Linked DNA regions of Homo sapiens: region 1 is linked to region 2. A link is an interaction called in ENCODE POLR2A ChIA-PET data of the cell type or tissue named here. Cell type or tissue: Panc1. All regions are shown on one strand. Each heading gives the region's core, and the rest is flanking DNA. Links, peaks and the distances in the headings are about the cores only.

Evidence for each region. Peaks named below come from ENCODE experiments on the same cell type or tissue, not always from the same donor. Only the 100,000 strongest peaks of a DNase experiment are listed, where the experiment ranks them.
Region 1: POLR2A ChIA-PET joins it to region 2 with 16 read pairs; 2 of 35 experiments call an interaction of 5 or more read pairs at or near these places.

What each region holds. Positions count from the first base shown.
Region 1 is chr15:71,185,400-71,193,739 of GRCh38, reverse strand. The region is part of intron 3 of THSD4 (thrombospondin type 1 domain containing 4); the gene reads right to left. THSD4-AS1 (THSD4 antisense RNA 1) reads left to right here and starts at 4,681. Exons shown (of 3, transcript NR_120351.1): 1 at 4,681-4,924; 2 at 8,234-8,315. In Panc1, for the core only: no CTCF peak of the experiment used is centred there; no DNase peak of the experiment used is centred there.
Region 2 is chr15:71,279,670-71,288,009 of GRCh38, reverse strand. All of the region lies in intron 6 of THSD4 (thrombospondin type 1 domain containing 4), which reads right to left. LOC124903521 (a long non-coding RNA gene) reads right to left here. Exons shown (of 2, transcript XR_007064701.1): 2 at 1-8,340. Among named protein-coding and RNA genes, the nearest start is that of THSD4-AS1, 95 kb to the right of the region's middle. In Panc1, for the core only: no CTCF peak of the experiment used is centred there; no DNase peak of the experiment used is centred there; H3K27ac peaks cover 1,106 bases.

The DNA.
Region 1 (8,340 bases), core at 232-8,231, 94 kb after region 2:
CGAGACTCCGTCTCAAAAAAAAAGAAAAGAAAAACCATCAGATCTCATGAGACTTATTCACTACCGTGAGAACAGTATGGGGGAACCACCCCCATGATTCAATGATCTCTACCGGGTCCCTCCCACAGCACGTGGGAATTATGGGAGCTATAATTCAAGATGAGATATGGATGGGGGCCAAACCATATCACCAACCCTGGCCATTCTTCCTTTAGGTAACCAAGGTTCTGTGACCTGGGCCTGGAACCACAGTCCAAGCAGCTAGGAGGATCTGGAAATCCTAAGTCATGTATCATTACAGTTATCCCAAGGGTACCTAGAGGTATTTCCCTGTGCGTCATATCTCAGTGTAATGCGTGTTAATATTGCTAATCTTGTTCTGTTCAAGTTTAAGTGCTTGTGAAAATTATGCTCCTAGTTCCGTATGGCCCACGTCTCTACCACCACCCCAATCACCAAGCTGTGCCAGTCAGTGAGAAGCAAGCTTACAGGAAAGAGGGGGTCCTTTCTGAGTGTGGACGCCCAGTAAGAAACCCCAGACAATAACAGCAGCAGGACCATTTGAGAGTTGTGCCAACACTCAGATTTCCAAAGCTGGCCCAGCTCCTGATCAAAAGCAGGAATGAAGAGCATCCCCCCAGGATCCCCGCCCATCCCACTAGAAGTCATTCGTATTCCTGTGCAGTCAGCGGTTTGCAGCCAGGTTTGGCTGGGGAGGTCCCACTGCTCATTTCTCTCCTAAACCTCCCTGGTGTGCAGCCAAGTCTCCATTTTATGCAAACTTTAAAAACAGAAACGTAGGAAGAAAAACGATTCCCATGAAGGATGGAAAACTAATCTAACAAGAGATTACAGCTGTGCAGAGGGCTGTTAGGGAATCCGGGCACCTTAGCAGAACAGCTCCCCGAGGGTAGGGCAGCATCTCACATCCTTATTCATATTGTCCTGCACACAGACAGTTGTCATGGACAAGAGTATGAAGTCAAAATAAGTCAACTCTAGGAAGGTCAGCTCTAGCAAGGAAGCATGCTAGGAACTGCAGGACACTGAAATAAGTCTAGTTCCTATCCTAAAGAGTTTATAACCCGTCTAGGAGAATAATGCTGAAATACCTGGAAAAAAACTGTCGAGAACAGGTTCACTTCAAAATTCACCAAAGGAGCCAAGCGCGGTGGTTCACACCTGTAATCCCAACACGTTGGGAGGCCAAGGCAAGCAGACTTGAGGCCAGGAGTTCAAGACTGGCCTGGCCAACATGGTGAAACCCTGCCTCTACTAAAAATACAAAAATTATCCAGGCGTGTTGGCGCACATCTGTAATCCCAGCCACTCGGGTACTTGAGGCAAGAGAATCACTTGAACCTGGGAGGTGGAGGCTGCAGTGAGCTGAGATGGCTCCACTGCACACCAGCCTGGGTGACAGAGCTTCATCTCAATAAATAAATAAATAAATAAATCCACCAAAGGAATTTAAAACACAAGACAGTACACATCAAAAAAAGGCTTTTGGAATTTGGACAGTTTGGAAAGGTCAAGAAGGCCAGGTGCGGTGGCTCACACCTGTAATCCCAGTATTTTGGGAGGCTGAGGTGGGCAAATCACAAGGTAAGGAGTTCAAGACTAGCCTGTCCAACATGGTGAAACCCCGTCTCTACTAAAAATACAAAAAATTAGCTGGGCATAGTGGTGGGCACCTGTAATCCCAGGTACTCAGGAGGCTGAGACAGGAGAATCGCTTCAACCTGGGAGGCGGAGGTTGCAGTGAGCTGAGATCGTGCCACTACACTCCAGCCCAGGTGACAGAGTGAGATTCCATCTCAAAAAAAAAAAAAAAAGAAGAAGAAGAAGAAGGCAAAGCATAGGAGGTGGTGCTGCCCTTGGGGTATCAGATATCACCAAGGATTTGGGCAAAAATATAGAGGAGGAAAAGAATGAAGAGACCCGGAGACCTGGGAGTAAACCGGTTCATGTGGGGCCGACTCATATGTGGAAGGGTAAAAGGAGATGAGATTGCAACAGTGGGCTGCGGCAAGGAGGGAACAACCAAGTACAGCACTGAAGAGTGAGAGCTCAGGGGCTCAGTATGAGCTTGAATTTCTGTTCCACCACTAGTCAGCCAAGGTTCCTATCCATCTCAAAGGCTGTCTCCTCAGAGATAAAACAGGGATGATAATAATCCTGCCTACTGATTCATAAGGTTGCTGTGAAGTTTAAGTAGAATAACAGATGTACTTAGCACTATGCCTGGCACGCAGCAAATAATTAACAGATGGGCAAAGGCACGAATGGCCAATGTGAGAGGCAGCACAAAGGAAAGGCAAACCAGACATGAACCGGATAACAGAGTTTAATGCGACCAACAGCCCAGGTCTAGGAGATCAGCATAAACACTGGTGCCCAGAAGAAAAATAGGGGAGTCCAGAGACAGGGCCAATTTGGTGGGCACAAGAAGTTCTACAGACACTGTTGGGAGACTGGGACTCAGAACATCAGTCAGACCTGTGCCATGGATCTGGGGAAGGGATCCCAGGGGAAGGACGGTGTGTAGAAAAGTGCTATGGGACAAAGATGGTGGCCCTGGGGAAATGCTCCCACTAAGGAGCAGGAGAAGGCAAAGAGGTTAGTAAAGGACACAGAGAAGGAATGGAGAGGAAGCAGAAAAATTACGTTCCCAGGAACAGAGAGAGTGATCAACAGAGTCGGATGATTCAGGGAGAACAAAGAGAAGAATTGCTGTTTAGGGTGTGTTGGTGACTTCCACAAAGAGCAATTTAGTAAAGCATGAGTGGCAGCCATGAAGGGGGACGCGAGTCTAAATTTGGGAGGGCTGGCACTGAGCAGAGAGGAAAACCATGGGGCTGAGAGTTGGGGAGTCTCTGTGTGAAAACGTTTCCTCTCGATGGGACCTTCTGCATTCCAAAATTCACAAAAGGTAAGAAAGCGAGGGGAGTGACACCTTCTGCTGTTAGAGACGAATTTTTTGGGAACTGCTCCAGAAAAATGGTTCCTTTCTAGCTATTCTAGGACAGTGGCTACCACCCATTTCAGCCTCCTGTCAGGAAGCCTCTGAGACAAAAATGGTGTCAACAGGCCTTTGGCTGCTTCTCCTTTCTATTCTGTTTGTCAGAAAAATAAAGAGATGCATAGAAGAAAAGGGGATGCTCTGCAAGGGGAATCTTCAGCGACAGGACAGGAGTTAGCAACTAGTTTTAGAGTTTGCACAGCTTCTAGCAACCCCCTCAGTCCGATAGCTGTCAGCCCTAACCGTACCTTAGAATCACCTGTAATGCTCATAAAGCTGCTAGCAGCTGGAGCCCACCTCAGACATGGAAGGGAGCCCAATAGTCTGGTTTTCTTTTTGTTTTGAATTTCCTAGGTGATTCTAATGTGCAGCCAATGTCAAGAACCACTCCCCAGGGGGTTCCCTCTCATGAACAATTAAGGCACACGTTCCACAAACAAACAGAATTTTTCAATGACTGATTTTGGAAGTGTCGGTTAGAATGTCTAGCTTAGCAAACAATAAAAGGTTTGGCTTGTGAGCCAACACCATTTGATTGGTATGGGCAGGCTACAGAGAGATGAGAGGGACCTTGAGCCAGGACTCAGTTAAAAAGAGCACAGTGGTCAGTAAATGATGTCTACCCCAGGTTTCGAGGAAGGGGGGATGGCTCATATGTAGCCATCCCGGGTCTAGCTCTTCTAATCCTAGCATGCCCTCCACAAAATAGACTCAAACCATCTGAGCATGCAGAGTCCAGGAGCCTTCCACCCCAGCAGTGCGTGGGCGGGATGAGCATCAGCAGCCTCTCCCGCAGCAGTTCTGAGTATCCTCCTCAGAGTAGCAGTATGGAATGCAATGCTTAGGCCCACCAGAGGCCTCCTGCATCAGACACTCAAGGGGTGGAAGCCCAGAATCTGTGTTTTAACAATGGATACATACTGTGGTTGAAGAACTATTACTCTAGCGGACTTAAAAAAACAATGCACAGATTCTTAAGCTCCACCAGGAGCCACTAAAACAGAACATTTGGGGCACAGAGCCCAGAAACATGTATTTTTTTTTTTTTGAGACGGAGTCTTGCTCTGTCGCCCAGACTGGAGTGCAGTGGCGCGATCTCGGCTCACTGTAAGCTCCACCTCCCGGGTTCACGCCATTCTCCTGCCTCAGCCTCCCGAGTAGCTGGGACTGCAGGTGCCCGCCACTGCGCCTGGCTAATTTTTTGTATTTTTAGTAGAGACGGGGTTTCACTGTGTTAGCCAGGATGGTCTCGATCTCCTGACCTTGTGATCCACCTGCCTCGGCCTCCCAAAGTGCTGGGATTACAGGCGTGAGCCACCGCACCCAGCCAGAAACGTATTTTTTAAGCACCTGGTGCTGAAATGGTGCTAATGCACAGTCAGGCTTGAATACCACTGACCTAGTATTGCTCTCTGTTGGTTTCATTTCCTCAACAGCATTACTAGAAATAATCAAACTATTCATAGAGACCTGCTTGATGTAATTACCCTGGCAAGGTGCTCAACAATGCATATAGCTGGTCACCTCCAGCAGTTCTCCTACCCTCTCAGAAGCTTATTTTCTTCATCTGCAAAATGAAGATGCTCTGATCTCACGAGACTGGGTTGCTGTGGCAACCACGGAGTAAGAGCAGCTGGCTTAGGGTGTGTCCATATGTTGAGTACTCAATGATTCTAGTTGAAAGAAAGAAAAAAGGAAGGAAGAAAGGAGGAAGAGGCAGGCACAAGACAAAATGAATCTCTCCGCTGTGCACATGGAGCCTTAGCTCTGATTCCAGTTGAGCAAAATTATGAAGAAGATGATTCCCCATATGGATGACAGATAAACACCCTGTGGCGAGTCACTCACTCCCGAAAGGCCCTCTGAAGGATCGCGCATGTCCTGACTGCACAGCCTGCTCCTGTAAGTGTATCCTTTTGTTTTGTTCCTGTCAGAAATCATGCTACAATAATTATTTTAACTGATGTTAAAACAGCAAGCTCATGTCAACTCTTGGCTGGAGGCTTCTGGAAACCAAGACACCAGAACATCCATTTGCCTCACCCTGTCATGGGTGAAAATTTTTAATTTACCTAGGAAATCATGCAGGCCATGGGAGAGGGGCAGGCAGCATGGTGTGATGGTTTGGAGGCAGCTTCTGCAGGTCAGATCCTCTGTCTTCACTGGTGATGAGATGACCAGTCCTACGCCAGGACCAGTTGAATCCTCCTGTTCACCTTGGCTATTTCACACCAGTATCTCTATGGCTTCCTTCAGCCCCCAGGGTAAAGCACAAGTTCCTCACCTGCCTTTCAAGCCTTCCAGATCTGTCCCTCCCATCTCACAGCTCCTGCTCTCCTCTTCCCAGAGGAAGCTCCATCTAGGTGACCCTTTGAGAGTCATGGAATACACCCTTAACTCTCACGGCTCCCACACCTTCGCCAGCCTCTCTCCCCTTTTTTGAGTCATCATCATCCTTCGAAGCCAAGGCCAAGTCCTAGAATTAAATGAGCCTCCCCTATCACTCTCAGCCTCAATGGCTCCCTTCCTTCTGCAAACACCTAACTCCTCTACCTCCAATCTCTACCTTGTTTTGAAATTACCGTATTTACCTTCATCCTTTCCACCCCTTTTATCTTATGAACACTTGACAGACATGAGTAGGGCAACCTTGTAATTCATTGTCTAATCAGGATCACTTTTGAGAGTGAAAAGAGGCACTATTAATAATTGTATCAGGATAACAAGCATAAGCAATGATTGTCCCAGACAAAGCAGGATGTCTGGTTACCTTAAAATTAGTCCCGTCTTAAGTCTGTTTATATCCCTCTCAGCACCTGGGCCTTATAAACATGAGTTGATTCAGTGAAATGCTGGGAACCAAACTCGCTGTTGATGGAGGTTCAGGAAGATTAATCTGGCAGTGCTGTGTAGGGTAGATGAGAGCTAGAATAACAGCTCACAGTTATGAATAGAAATGAGTAAGTGACATGCTGCTTTTATTTCGTTCTCTATAGAAATGCAAATGCAGCTCAAGGGCTGATGTAAGGTAGAAACAAGCCTTGCATGAGAAATGCGGTTTGCATAGTTTAATACAATTTAATATCTACTCATGGTCAGCTACGCATCTGTCTCTAATTCCACAGCCACGGTCCTTTCAAAGTCACTGCCTTTGGATGTAAGTTTCTCAGAGAGAATGAGCCTTGTGTCCAATGCCTGGAAAGCAACAGCATTTGGCCACCAAGTTCCTCTTCATCCTCATCAAGCAGCTTTTCCTGTTTTGTTTTTAGCTCCAACCTTAGGACAATGGACAAGTCAATCAGTCCAGATTACCCTGCACCAGGGAAGAGAGGCACCTGACAGCTATACCCTTCACCAAGTCCACGGGGACAAAGGCACAAGAGTAATAGAAGCTGCAGGGAGAATGCAATTCTCATCAACCCTTGGGGTTGCCGCATTGTTTTTGCTCTGTTTTCCAGAAAGTCTTTAACGGAGGAGAAAGGGTGTGGAGGAAGGGAGGGCCTTGCCTATTAGCAGATATTTCAATGCAGTCATCACCCTCCCGCCATTCAATGTCAGGGATCAGCCCTTGCAAAGGAGCAGTCATTGGACAATGGGCACAATCAGGGCTCTGGGTTTTTCTGTCCTGCTGCACATTCGACCCGCCTTCCTCTGCTGAAAAGGCTGCTTTTCCACTAGGCATGCCCTATGTATGGAAAAAACTTCTACCTCTGGTTTGCTTTCGTTTGTACCCACCCACTGCAAACTAAAATTGCATGAAGCAGAGGCTAAGATGGTTTTCCTAGTACAACGAATATCTGCCAACTCTAAATAGAAAGACTTAGATCAATGATGACTAGTTAATTAAGCAAACTTGAGAAAGGGGACTATTCATTTATTCCTTACCTTTCACTGAGCAGTTTAGAGGCTTTCATTGGAAATATCATTAATCACCTGAAATGCCTTGCAATAATAACTGGTATCCCCATTTTACAGTTTATCATGTACTAGGCTCTGCGGTAGGTTCTGGGAATACAGACTTGAACCAGACATGCTTTCAGGCCATCTGCAGGACAAAGCAAATGTTACAGAAGTTAAGTGACTTGCTCAAGGCCCCTTGAAGTCCAGCTTGGAAGACTAAGAACTCAACATCCCTGTGGATCCTGCCAGCCCTGCCAGCTTTCCCAGAGACGCCCAGCTGTTGAGCTTAATCTCAGAGTCACTGGAACAACCACTTCAAGGTTGAATTCGTCACCCCAATCACATGGGAACATTATCTAATTAAGTGGCTCTGCCACTTGAGGGGCAAGGAGAGCTGAAGTCGGGTATTGGGAAACACAGGTTGCTCTTCCATGACAACAGGTCACACAGTTGAAATCCCAAAACCATGGGCAGGACCAGGTTGTGTAAATGAGGTTCAGCTGCCCTGGCTCCCACTGCCACCCTGGCACACAAAGGTCATCTCATCCATTTCCTCCATGTCTTTGTATTTGCTATTCCTCATCCCAGAATCATGGCCCCTTCCTTCTTCCCTGTGGATAATGCCTCTTTTCCCCCCATTGCATCTTACTTATTAATTACAAAATTGTCCCTGGATAATTCTTACTTTGCTTTTAAGATTCAGCTTAGAAATGTTGTCTTTGAGTCTCAATTTCTTCCTCTGTATAAAGGGGACAATAGTAGCTTCTACGACACAAAGTTGTTGCCAGGATTAAAAAATAGATAATGTGTAGAAAGCACAGTGCCCAACATACAGAAAGTGTTTAACAAACGTTGGTTGTCACTGTCATCATTGTCACTCTCCTCTGTGATCACAAACTCTGGCCAGACTTTAACCATTGCAGTGCACCTCCTGACTGCACTGCACTTGTTTATTCCTGTCTTCCCCATTAGGCTCCGGGCTCTTCCAGGGAGGGGTGGGTACATCACCAGCATATCTCCAGTGCCTGGCACACAGTAGGTGTTCAATAAACCTCCTGCATTATCTGAATCAACGAATAAATCCATACTAAACAATAAGCCCTCCTCCTGCGGGTCTGTATCTCTGTGACACGTCTTCCCTGTGAAAGGCACAGGAAGAAAATAAAGGAAGAGAACAGAATGTTCTCGATGCTACTCAGAAATATTCTCAAACAAAGATTCTACATAATTCATTTGTACTTTGACATTTTATGGCCTTCATTTTCTCTGAGTGCTTTCTACAGATATTGTTGTTATTTTTTTCACTCTAAGGACAATGCTCTCAAAGCCACGGTTGTAATAGAAATTGGAAAATCAAAGCAGATCCATGTGGCCTCAGCATAACGAAAACAAGGTAGGCCAAAGAGAAATCAGGTAAT
Region 2 (8,340 bases), core at 205-8,204:
AGGGCATGTTGCGCGTCGTGTATAAAGTTACTCAAATGTGAAAAAGACTCAATTTCTTCTCAAAAAAATTTCCCAAATTGATTTGAGGGAGTGTATTAGCTCTCAGCCATAGAAATCATTTTTAAACATGGAAGAGTTAAAAATTCCTTCTTGAATTCAACATCTGGGAACATGGTTTATCAATCCAAGAAGAGCTGCACCCAACTCTACCAGCTCAGAACATCAAAAACAAAATATGAAGCATCTGAAATATGCAAGTACATCCTCCTGGCATCAGACCACAGAGTGGTCCTGGACTCCTGGGTGGCAGGGGGTTCATCCTAGTTTCAAAACTGTGCAAGACGATTTTCAGCAAGTTACATTTGCCTCACAAAAGGCTATTTTTAAAGTTTCTATCTGGTTTTAAGCCTTCTGGCTAAGGGCTTTTCCCAGGAACATATCCCTCGTTCTCTTCACCACGTGAAGCTTGATTATTTTTGCGGGTAGTGTCTGGAACTGTTTTGGATATAAAACATCTAAATTTAAAAATATCCTCATGCATATCAAAGAATGGAAGAACATCAGCATTATTCCATAATGCTTATTACAGATATAGCAATGGGTAAAAGTCTAGATCTGTAGGTTTATATAAAAACATCATGGGATAATAAGATTATTTTCAGTTTTTCTTGGACACGTACAATTTTCTAAATATCAAGTATTAACACAGCATGATGAAATGATAAAAACAATGAACTTTCTCCCATTTCCTTCTGTAAAGACAAGCATCTAACACTGCCATACTAAGCCACCCAAAAGTCTACTCCTGTACTTTTACATCCTAAGTATTTCATTTTGTCGGGCATATCTTCCAGGCAGTCACACTGTTTAGTATTAATTTCTTTGTGACTACGACTTTGACTCAAATATCATTCTTCTTAAACAGGAATATGTTTACTCATAGGAATGTTGTTTGTTAAAGACTGAAAATTTGAGGTATACATGACCAAAAATGTGAACGATAATAGGCAAAATTCGGAATAACCCCACATCAGCAAAAGTTATAGTGAAATTTCCCTACTATAAAATTGACAATAACAAGCATATTTTTTAAAAGCTCAGCATCACTGATCATTAGAGAAATGTAAATCAAAGCCACAATGAGACACCAACTCACACCAGTCAGAATGGCTATTATCAAAGTGACAAAAAATAACAGATGCTGGTGAGGTTGTGGAGAAAAAGAAATGCTTATACACTGTTGGTGGGAGTGTAAATTAGTTCAGCCATTGTGGAAGACAGTGTGGCAATTCCTCAAAGACCTAAAGTCAGAAATACCATTCGACCCAGCAATCCCATTACTGGGTATATAGCCAAAGGAATGTAAATCGTTCTGTTATAAAGACACATGCATGCATATGTTCATTGCAGCACTATTCACAATAGCAAAGCCATGGAACCCAAATGCCCATCAAGGATAGACTGACTAAAGAAAATGTGGTACATACACACCATGGAATACTATGCAGCCAAAAAAGAACAAGATCATGTGCTTTGCAGGGACATGGATGGAGCTGCAGGCCATTTTTAGCAAACTAACACAGGAACAGAAAACCAAATACTGCATGTTCTCACTTATAAGTGGGAGCTAAATTATGAGAACACATGGATACATAGAGGGGAACACCATACACAGGGGCCTATGGAAGGGCAGAGGGTGGGAGGAGGAAGAGAATCAGGAAAAATAACTAATGGATCCTAGGCTTAATACCTGGGTGATGAAGTAATCTGTACAACAAACCCCCATGACGCACATTTAGCTATGTAACAAACCTACACATCCTGCACATGTATCTCTGAACTTAAAAGTTAAAAATAAAATTGATAACAGATAACAGTAATAGTAACAACAACAGTAAAAGCATGACCCCAAACCCAACTTAGAGTAAACTGGTCACAATCTAAGATGCGTAGAACAAATACATCAAATAAAGTGTTTATCACTGTGGATATATAAATGCGCCTAAACCTCACTTTGAAAAAATTGGTAGAAAAAAACCTGAGTATTAGCTGAATGAAAAAAAAAATTCTTGCAATGATATTAATAAAGAAACTACGCACATTTTTAAAGAAAAATCACTAGAATTTTTTTTTTTTTTTTTTTTTTTTTTTTTTTTGAGACGGAGTCTCGCTCTGTCACCCAGGCTGGAGTGCAGTAGCACAATTTCGGCTCACTGCAACCTCTGCCTCCCAGGTTCAAGCAATTCTTCTGCCTCAGTCTCCTGAATAGCTGGGACTACAGGTGCACACCACTACGCCCAGCTAATTTTTGTATTTTTAGTAGAGACAGGGTTTTACCATATTGGCCAGACTGGTCTCAATCTCCTGACCTAGTGATCCACCCACCTTGGCCTCCCAAAGTGCTGGGATTACAGGCATGAGCCACCACACCCGGCTGTTTTTTAATAAAAGAGAAAAGTTGGGGTTTGGAACAATTCATTGGAAAACAATTAGTGAAGTACTTAGTTGCTTGAAATTTTATTTGGAGTTAGTTTCAGAAACACTTTAGGAGGTGAAGCGCAATTCATGAGAACATTTGGTGAAGCCCTGTCATGTAGACACAAACTATCCTGGTTTGGAGCAAAAAGAGACAGCCAAGCCAAAAATCAATAATACCACCAAACAACACATTTTAAACTACTCAACAGACACAAGTGAAGGAATAGTCACAGGACCTTCCAGTTGGCTGGGAGGCTTTATATTAGTGATGAGTCCATTTAATGATCTTTGCTTGTTCTGTTTATAATATTATTTGTGAAGGCTTATTAGTGTGCAAAATGCTTAGCTGTAAATTATTTAATGGAGTAATATTTAATCAAGTATTATTATTCCATTCCATTCATAGTAAGAATGGTACTTACATCTCTGAAGATGTAGAGCGGATGGTTAAAATTGAGAATAGCAGCCTGGACAGAGGCTGGTGAAGGCACAGACAGCTTCAGTAGAGAACAACACACTCAAAAAAAGAAACGAGTCAATGCAGACAGTGGTTGAATATTAGTTTGTAGAAACATTGCAATAAAAAGTGCCTCCTAGGAAAGCTTGCTTTATTTATCCACTCGAATACTAGCTATGGGGAGGGGGAAGGACTGGGTAGGTCATGACTAGTGTTCTTAAACTTACTGTTGAATTGTTTTTTTTTAATGAGAAAACAAATGTTCTCAAAACACAAAAGTAAAGACCTGGATACAATGAATTATTTTATTATTCAGAAATTGACTTATTTAGGAAACTTTTTTCTTTCATAGCTGAAACCCACCATTGCAAAGAAGAGCTAATATGAAAAGGTTTGAGAGTTTTTCATGAAGAGCTCAGATCCAGAGGTCTGTAAGTCTTTGAGTTAGGTTATTTACATGTGAAGACAAGATAATTATTTACATGGGTCAAAATAAAGAGCAACAGTTGTCGTTACTGAAATCAGAAACACTTTGGGTCCATGATATTATAGAAGTAACTTGGCTTCTCAGCATGAAGAAATACCTACCGAAATTCCTATATGTAATTCCTATGCCTGAAAATGTAGCATGGAACCACTTCTTTGGCAACATGCTGAATATCTCCCTGTGTGGAATGCCCCAACACTTATGTGTATGAATTTCTGTTCTCAATATATAACACCAACAAAGAGAGAGAGGCTGCCTGGACCCAGAACTTATTATAATGTAGCATTAGCACTCTTTTTATCAACCCAATTTTTAAAATATCCAAAAATCATATCTTTTTTCCTCAATAGCAAGGAATATAAAAGCATTTTTCTATTAAGACAAACAGGCATACACTACTGTGCACAATGAAAATCCCACACGCATTCATAAGAATGTGTAGACATCTCTAGTCTTTCTTTGTACTACTTGGGGCCACATTTCCAGGGTTCTCATCCATTCGAGTCTAGAGCTAAGGACACTTAAGAGAAAAGGCATTGTACCTCTTGTTTAAGTAGAATATGATGGTACTGACATAATTTAATCCAACTAAAATGTGAAATTCTGGCAAGAGATACATAAGGCTGCTCTTTTCTAAAGTAAAGAATCCCAACAGGACAAAGGGCTAGCTCTTTCCCTCCCCCACCAGAGTCTCCATTTACCATCCCTGGGCATTGAGCTCTCAACAGAGCAGATCTTCCCCTTGCCCCCAAACCCAGCAATGCAGCCCACTGTCAACGATACCTTCCACTTTTAAGCTATGTAGAAATATGAATTTTAAAAATAGGGCAAAAAATTTCCCATGATGACCAATCTTTGTGATGAGTTAAAGCCGCTTACTAGCTGTTGGATCTATCTGATCTTAGCAAGTTGCTAAACCTCCCTAAACCTAAACTTAATAATGTCCTTTGTCTTACAGAAGTGCTCGGAGGACTGTGTGAGATGCTTCTTGTAAAGCAGCCCAGCACACTGCCTGCCACATAGTAAATATTCAATAAACATTACTACTATTAGGGACCAAGTCTTTAATGAGCTGGGTTCAGGGTCAAACGCCATTAACAGGTTCTGAAGTAAAAGACATCTCTCTCAACATCAAAAATACTACAGACTACTTAAGGAGATAATATTAACATTTAATATTAACATTCAAGAAATAAGTGACGTAAAACCATATGTGAGCAACAGGGCTGGTAGACTTGGTGTGTTCAAGTTCTTAGTCTCATTGGCCATATGAGCTTGACCAAGCAACTGTATACAACAGAGTTACAAAGATCTGACCTGGCCGGGCGCGATGGCTCACGCCTGTAATCCCAGCACTTTGGGAGGCCGAGGCTGGCGGATCGTGACATCAGGAGATGGAGACCATCCCGGCTAACACAGTGAAACCCCGTCTCTACTAAAAATACAAAACATTAACCGGGTGTGGTGGCACGCGCCTGTAGTCCCAGCTACTCGGGAGGCTGAGGCAGAAGAATCGTTTGAACCCGGGAGGTGGAGGCTGCAGTGAGCCGAGATTGTGCCACTGCACTCCAGCCTGGGTGACAGTGCAAAACTCCGTCTCAAAAAAAAAAAAAAAAAAAAATCTAACCTGCCCACCTCACAGGTCAAAGAAATAATATACATGAAAATCCTCTGGGGGCTAGAGAACTTTATGTGCATGTTTGTAAGTATTATTGTGACTACAATTAATTAAAATAGGGTACTCTGTTATAGGGCCCAGGCTGAAAAGGATACGCAAGTTGAATAAGGAAGAAATCAGTGAGGAGTCAGGTAGTTGGGGATGCCTTCATGGATCTGGTAAGCTTTGAGTTGGACCCTGAAGATTAGATAGAATCTGGGTAAATGAACAGCACTGGCAGGAATCCTAGCAGAAGTCACTACATGAGCAAGTTCAGAGTGAAGTGCTTGGTAGAGTGTAAAGTGGAATGGTGGGAAAGTAAGTGTGGGTTAACTGTGGGTGTTGGCCTATGTGGACCGTCAAAGTCAAGGAGCAGAGCTTAGCTAGGATATGTCGGAACCAAGGCAGCACTGGACAAGCAATGGCTACCCCTAGAAACAGGACTGTTGACAGCTACAGGATCAACCTCACATTTACAAACAAGTAACACATCTCCTTGTCTTCTTTTTTCCTATTTCTTCCTTTTTTAAATTTTATTTCTTACAACTATACCAGGTTATGGTACAGCTGGACAGGGATATAAATCAGTGAACTCTGAGAACACTTTTAATCCAAGCACCAAATAAGGCAGCATTTCCTGTGACTGCTGGACGCCACGGTTTAAGTGAGATGCCAAACATTCCTCATTTGGGAAAATGCGCAATAGTCCACAGAGAGAACAAAATCAAAATGTGAAAAGTTGAATAAAAAACACTCCTTTGGAAATAAAATATTACTCAGCATAAGTTAGCTGACCTCATCTTTGGGACTAGAAAAATAACAGTAAATAGTAATAATAGCTAACATTTATTGAGCCCATACCAGGTGTCAGGTGTAGGAACTATTTCATTTAATCTTCTCCCAAACCTTTGAGGGGGATACTACTATTATCCTCCTTTCCCTAATGGGGAATCTGAGGCCTTTAGTCCCGGAGCAGGTGAACATCAGAGTCAGGGTTTTAATGGTTATACTACATGAGCCAAAGCCAAAGGACAGTGAAACTGCTGATGGCTGAACACGACAAATAGGAACATTTTTTATCAGTTTTGAAAATTAGTCATCTAAGATACAAAATTCCTCATGGTAAAAAACCAACTCTATAATTACTGAACAAGTGCCTTTCATATATACAAACTCATTTATCAAATGGAGAAAAGATTATCTTAAAATTTCTTCATGCTATGGAGAAAGGATCCCACTTAACACAATACATATATCCAGAAACAGTCATACGCACTGAATTTCTGTAAATCAAGTACTATATTTACTAAAGAACTTCTCTAGGGTAAATGTGCAGTAAATATTTAATAAAATGAAGAATCGTTTTGCAACCTGAATAGTCATTCAATAATTTATCTGTTTTGTAAATTTGGATATACAGCAGACTCTTGACATTCCTGAGGCATACATCTGAAACCTTCTTGAATTCCCAGATCCACAAATACAAGAATGTTTATAGAGGCTCCCAGCTTTCGCTTGAATCACATTTCTATGGAGAGCCATATGCGTTTTCCTGTGCATAGCCTCACACTACAAGTTAACCCTACTTTCAGATTTCACTAAATGTTGCTCTCACCTGATGGCTGTTTTTCACAGACACAACACAATGTTTTAATTAACAAGCATTGTTACAAATGCATGAATGCGCAGAACAATAAGGATAAATGACCCTTTTCCATAACATGTGTCTTGCAAAGTAGACTTCTCGGATTCATACCTCAGCCCAACTCTGTGCCACAGACCCACAGGGGAACCCACAAAGAATCACAAACCTGTGAGTTAAATCCATGAACACCTAAGGTCTGAACACATTTATTAAGTTTGCCTGGGCAGGGACATGGGGCGTATCTATAGAATCCACTTGCTAACCCACAAGTTACAGAAGCTGACTGAACCTTTTGGTGATGAGTCCAGAAAGTTCAATTGTAGAAACATTGCCCCCATGAATTACAAATGATTCACCTACAAATTCAAAATACCGATACTTTGTATGATGAGAGTTGAAGATCAAATTTGGGTGATTTCACAGCCTTCAGTAATGTAGTCCATTCACAGCGGGTATGCTGGGCACAAAAACCAGCAGATGGACCTTTTTGAAGGACTGTCCTGGAACTCGCAGTCCCTGGCTCGGTTTAGACACACCTCCAAAACACCACTAACCATGAAAGACAGAACAGGGCAAAGAGTGAGGGAGGGACTGGGTGAGTGAGAAAGGAAGACACACTGAAACCAGGAGAAACAATGAAAGAAACAGAAACACAGGAAAAATGAGAGAGAGAGGGAGGGAGGGAGGGAATGAGGAAAAGAAATAAAGAATGAACAAGGAATTTGGCTGCTGTGCAGGAACAGAAAAAGAAAGATGTTATCATTTCAAAATACATATTATAGCTTACACATTTCAGAACATATTTGAAAACATGACTGCCAAATTTTCAAATTATTTATTTTCACCCCTTTTGTTCCAAAGAGGTTTTGCAGGATTTTGCTGCCAGATTAATTTTCCTGAAGCTCAGCTCTGATCATACTACTCTCCTGCTTACAAACCCCAATAACTCCTCACTGCCCATAAAAGGCAGTCCAGTTTCTTTAGCCTCCTGTTTGAGGCCCTCTATAATCTGGCCCCAAACTTCCAGGCCAACCTCGTCCTACACTGTTCCCCTTTATAAGTTCTTTGCTCCAGAGGAAGGACACTCGCCGATGTTTCCTAACACCTGTATTTTCTGCCCAAGCACCTTTGCTTCTGTGGTTCCCTCTGCCTGGAACACCCTTCCCCTACATCTGCACACGCCCAGTCCCACTTGCTCCTGGAAGCTCTACCTGGAGGATAAGCATACAGCAGGCACCCAGTCACCAATAGTGGAATGTCCAACACTGATACACGTGCTTTACACATGGCATCTCGCCGGAACCTCACAACAAGAGGAAGTTATTTCTTAATTTTCTAGATATGCAACTGTGGTCCAAGGGAGCTAGGGCTTTTGCACTGAGGTTGTGTCCTTTGCCCATTGCTCTTCCTGCTACCCCAAGGCCACTGTTTGTACAGAACAAAAAGTGACTGCATGAATCAATGCCAACATGTTGTAGCAATCTTTGTGTTTTTTTTTTTTAAAGGGGAAAAAGTACACCTTTCCATTCTGTGTGAACTCGAATTCGCTTGTCCAGTCCTGAGTCACAGTTTCATTTGGGAGCCCCTGTGCAGCCCTTGCCAGTTTCCACGAGGCA